Linked DNA regions of Mus musculus: region 2 is linked to region 1. Evidence: chromatin contacts called from ENCODE POLR2A ChIA-PET data. All regions are on one chromosome and are shown on one strand. The core of a region is the stretch at or near the end of the contact, and the rest is flanking DNA. Distances in the headings are between cores, read along the strand shown.

The links. ChIA-PET counts read pairs that join two places held with the same protein, here RNA polymerase II (POLR2A).
Region 2: POLR2A ChIA-PET joins it to region 1 with 13 read pairs in Patski. The contact joins the promoter of Pdcd6ip here to the promoter of Ubp1 in region 1. POLR2A ChIA-PET finds 5 or more read pairs at or near these places in 2 of 5 experiments (Patski and embryonic stem cell).

What each region holds. Positions count from the first base shown.
Region 1 is chr9:113,930,049-113,932,588 of GRCm38, reverse strand. Ubp1 (upstream binding protein 1) reads right to left here and starts at 1,277. Exons shown (of 16, transcript NM_001372510.1): 1 at 823-1,277. The coding sequence starts at 935. Gm39439 (a long non-coding RNA gene) reads left to right here and starts at 1,663. Exons shown (of 4, transcript XR_003948257.1): 1 at 1,663-1,862.
Region 2 is chr9:113,706,993-113,709,532 of GRCm38, reverse strand. Pdcd6ip (programmed cell death 6 interacting protein) reads left to right here and starts at 1,274. Exons shown (of 18, transcript NM_011052.2): 1 at 1,274-1,634. The coding sequence starts at 1,426.

The DNA.
Region 1 (2,540 bases), core at 28-2,527:
CAATGCTTCTGACCTCCCCTGGGCGGCAGGAAAGGTAGGAGAGCCCCAGGGAGCCCACATCGCACACTTTACACAACCAACCATACTGCTGAAAACTAAGTACTACACTTAATTCACACGTTTCAAAAACCACTCCGTTTTTTACCTCCTTGGGTAAACCATACCCTACACAAGCCATATTCCAACATCGAAACAAAGGGCTGCCGAGCCACCAAGAACTCTTCAACTCTTTCGGGATAAGTAAGGGGCAGACACACTTGGCTCCTATCTGTTTCCGCCTCTCCCAATTACACAAAAAGGAACAGCTGCTGGTGCAGACAGCAGTGACTAAACTATTGTGTGTGGCACAATCTTAAAGCCCTCTGCAAAAGGAAACAGCCTGAGGGGAGTCACTTTGAGAATGAAGAAACCTAGCAAGGGCCCAACTTCACTCTCAATCAGGAGACTATACAAGCAAGTCACTGCGCTCGCCAACCCTCAGGGCTACTTTCACTCACAATATAACTTACTATCAGAATGTCAAGCGGCTGAAAGTCGCAGGCCACGCTACCAGGCACCGTAGGAAAAGCTACAGTTTTCCCATTAGAAACAGTGCCTTTTGTACAGCCTACTCCAGCTAAAAGGACTCGTAAATCACTTGGAAAGAAAGTCCCTGCCCCTCTGACCCAATCTCAACGGCTAGCGCGGCTTCCCCAGGCAGAAGCGACGGGGTCCTCCGCCGCTAGCCGCCCCCGTCGGCCTCCCAGGCCACGGCGCCACGCGGCAGGACCCCGACCCCGCGGCCCAGGCCCCGCCCGGCGGAGGCAGCCGCGCGCCCCTTACCTCATGCTGTAGGCGCCGGCGCCCAGCTCCTGCCCGATGCCGGACAGGCTGGAGTCGAAGTCGTGCACCAGCCCGGACTCGATCACCTCGTCCATACTGAGCACCCAGGCCATCTTCCGGCCTCGCCGCCGCCCCGCGCAGCGCGGCCTCCGGGTCCGGGGCGAAGGCGCCCGAGCTCCGCGGGCGCGTCCTGAGGGAGGACGCGGGTGAAGCCTCCGGCGGCGCGGCGAGTGGTCACCTGCGGCGGCGCGGGACGCGGCTGAGACGAGAGCGGCCGAGGCCCAGCTGTCAGGGCACAGCGTGCGGGCCAGCAGCTGCGGCGGGAGCGACCGGGCCGCGAGCCGCGCCGCCCTCCCGCGGCCGCCGGCCCCGCGCCTCATGCCGCCGCCCGCCCCCGGCGCCGCTCCCGCGGCCGCCGCCCGCCCCGCCCCACAGCCCCAGCGCGCATCCCCCCGGCACGCCCGTCACCCGCTCCCGGGCCGCGCCCCCCCCCCCCCAGCCCTCTGCCCGCCCGCCCAGGCTCCAGCGCCCCTTCGCCCCGGCCAACCCCGCCGCCGCCGCTCCGCCGGCCCGGACGCAGCTTCGATGCGGCTCCGGCTTGGGCTCGCTCGCCGCTTCCGCCTCCTCCTCCGGCCCCGCCCCTGCGGCCGCTCCCCTCCCAGGCCCGCCCCTCGCGGCCCCGCGCCTCGCGGCGGCACTAGCGCCTGGGCCGAGCGGCGCTGCCCGGCCCCCGCGGTGTCGCGGCCTGGCGGCGGAAGAGGTGTGACCGGTTACGCTCGGCTGACTGACAGGTCTTCTGGGCAGTCACGGCGAAGCGGCCGGAATGGATTCCCGTGAGCCTCTGCGTTCCCGGCTGAGCCACCAATCAAAACGCTCTTCCCCTCCGGGACTAAATTGACTGCCATAAGTAAGAGCTCATTGGCCCGCACTGGAGGAAGTGGTTCCAGGTCCTACTTCCGTCGGTTCTGGGAAATACCCTTTCGTCGGCTTTTGCCCCCGCTCCAGAGAAAAGCGGGTACATCTCGTCTGATGTAAGCTAGGTCTGTTGTGCAGAAGATCTTGATTGGCAGGAGAATAAGCCAGTCAGCCCTCCCTAAAAGGTCCCCGCCCCTCTCAACTCAACTTTAATCCGGAGGCAGAAGCATGCTGGTCTGAGTTCGAGGTCAGCTTGGTCTACTTGGCGAGCTCCGGCTGAATCAAGGTTATATACAAGGGCTTGTCTCAAAACAAAACAAAGCAAATTTGCAGAGCCCAGAAGATCTGGTGACGCACATAGCACAAGAGTGTGTGACACCCTCGTTATTCCTTAATCATGTGCGCTAACACAAACCATGCAAATTGCTGTGAGAGTTAACGTGAAGAAAACTAGTGTTTTTCTAAAACAAAAGACAACAAACAAACCCGGGAGGTTATGGTTCAGGTAGCACGAAGACAAAACAAACAAACAAACAAACAAACAAACAAAAACCACACACACACACACAGATACCCGCAGCAAAAGACAAAGAATACACTAAGCATAGAGACTTCCTATCTATGCCCAAGTGCTCCCTTTTACTGCTTCATGGAAGTCTGTGTCTGGGTATCCCTAACAAGCTTTGAGAAGAACTGCTCCCTCCAAGCCGGCCCTCGATTATTGCTTTTTTCACATAATATTGTTTCCAAAGGATTCGGATGTGGGTCCAGCAACGTTCATTTGACAGGTTTATTATTAACTG
Region 2 (2,540 bases), core at 25-2,524, 220 kb after region 1:
ACCTGAGTTCCACCCCTGAGACCCACGTGGTAGAAGGGACTGATTCCAGAAGTTGACCTCTGACCTCTGAGTACTCCCCAATAAATAAACCATAATAAAAATAAACAGTAAAAATACCAGACTTGTCTTCTGGGAGGCCTTCAAGAAACATTCTATGTATGTGCGCGTGAGGGCTGGCCCCAGAGGAGGCCCCAAGAGGGTGATGGGTCGCCTTGAGTTACAGGTGTTGAGTGTGTTCCTAAAGAGGCTACTGGGAACCCAGGTCGGCCTCTCACTCAGGCAGAGCAGCAAACAGTCTTTAACTGCTAATCTATTTCCCCAGTTACCCAGGGAGGCCTTTGTAAAAAATATAAAAAAAATTGCTTAAGTACGACTGATTGTACTAAATAGATTCTAGACACTGACTACAAGTTTCATAATGATTTGTGGTGTCACTCTTCAACTTCCTTTCATTCTAGTCTCTACTTCCCTTTTAAGTTCTGGATATGGGATACTCGTGCTTTAGGTCTGGGGCCTCTTCCCACTTAAGTCTCTCCACCCGTGCTCTCTTTTAATGTCAAATTGCGAGTATTCTTTTAAATTCATCTTCTGGGAGGATGTTTCTTAAATTATCTTGCTTATGCTATGTTCTTCTAAGAGATCTCTTTTTACGTACCTTACTACCGACTGTGTCCTTACCTGGAAGACTGCACGAAGGCAGGGACTTTTTCTACTTTTGCCCTGGGGGGTGGGGGTGGGGGTAAGGCTGCACACACAATGGACCTTCAACCGCACATCACAATACTCCCCAGGGTCTGGTCTCATAGGAGAAAGCATAACAAAGGAGCATTTCACCACCGGGCAGAATATATTGACCTATAAAATTAATTTTTGTAATAAAAAAGGAAAAATACAATCAATTAAAAATATTTTAAAAAGAAAAATAGAGCAGAATCTAAGGAGAATTTAAAATCTTCTTGAGCCGGGTGGTAGTGGCGTATGCCTTTAATCCCAGCATTGGGGAGGCATAGGCAGGAAGATCTCCGCGAGTTCGAGGCCGGCTTGGACTACAAGTCAGTTCCAAGATAGCCAGGGCTACACAGAGAAACCCAGTCTCGAACAAAACAACCAAACCAAACCAAAATAACCAAAAGAATCTTTTTGAAAATTTAATCATCGCAGTAGGCTACCGCCTGATCCCACCACGCAGGCGCCGCACAGGCGAGCCCAGGTGAGCGACGCTTTGGTGGCACCATCACGTGACCGAGCGGCGCGCCCCTCCGACTGCGCCTGCGCGGGGGCTCCCGGAAGTGGCCAGCTCGAAGCGCTGGCGGCCCAGTCCGTCGGCCCGTCGGTCCGCTCCTCCGCTGCCGGTGCCGAGCGCGCCTAGGCCGTGGTCGCTGTCCCTCCGTCTGTGCGGCCCGACGCGGCGGCCGGGCGCTCACCATGGCGTCGTTCATCTGGGTGCAGCTGAAGAAGACCTCGGAGGTGGACCTGGCCAAGCCGCTGGTGAAGTTCATCCAGCAGACGTACCCGAGCGGCGGCGAGGAGCAGGCCCAGTACTGCCGTGCGGCCGAGGAGCTCAGCAAACTGCGGCGCTCGGCGCTCGGTCGCCCGCTGGACAAGCATGAGGGCGCCCTGGAGACGTTGCTGAGGTGGGCCCGGGCGGCGGGGCTCCCTCCCAGCCTCCCTTCCTGTCCCCGCTCCCCTCCCCAGCCTCGCTTCCTCCTCCCTTCATAGCCTTTTCCTCTCCCCCGCGCCTGGCCTCCACTCTGACTCAGGCCAGCAGCGTAGGTGTGGTCAGCATTCTTTCCTGGTGAGAGGACTCATAACCCTGTCCTCCCTTCCGAGTGCCTTCTGTCACCGAGGCTCCTTACCTGGGAGGACGTCTGCCGTGTAATGATCTCTCTGGTTACAGCCGTTTGACCGGTTTTCACTTTTTGGGTGTTACAACTGGAGTCTCCCTTTTACAATCCCTGTTTGTGACTTTATTGGACCACGTCTAGATTTCCTAATAATAGTTACGAAAGGGAAGGGAGAGAATTTGGACACTAAACCAAATGTCGGTGACTTATTATATTGTTCACTTGAAGTAAGTCATCTCATGTTCCAATAATCAAGTGACAGACTGACAGTTGTAAAAGTTAGGAGCTACAGTCGTTTGAAAGAAAACTTGAATGACATAGTAGACCGCTGAGACTGGTTACTTAAAAATCTTTTGACACGGGCGTATGCACGTATGGAATACCCTGGTCCTTTTTGCAATTGGTGACAACCCAGGTACTTGATAATGATAACATTTCCGTGATACCTTATGATCCAATTTCTGGTAATATGATCTTGTTTCATGCAAGGGACGCTGGTGGATTAGGGTGGGAACAGAGCTGTCCAGAGACACCCCTTAGTTTTGGCATCATCTTGCTCCCGTGATGTTTCCTGCATGTGTTGCCAGATGGCCACTAGCAGCCCTTACCGTAGTTAGAATGGCTCCCAGCACTGAGTAGACTTTATCTGTTGACAGAGTGAGGAGCCAGATTTCAAACAGTTCTCTCACGAGAGTT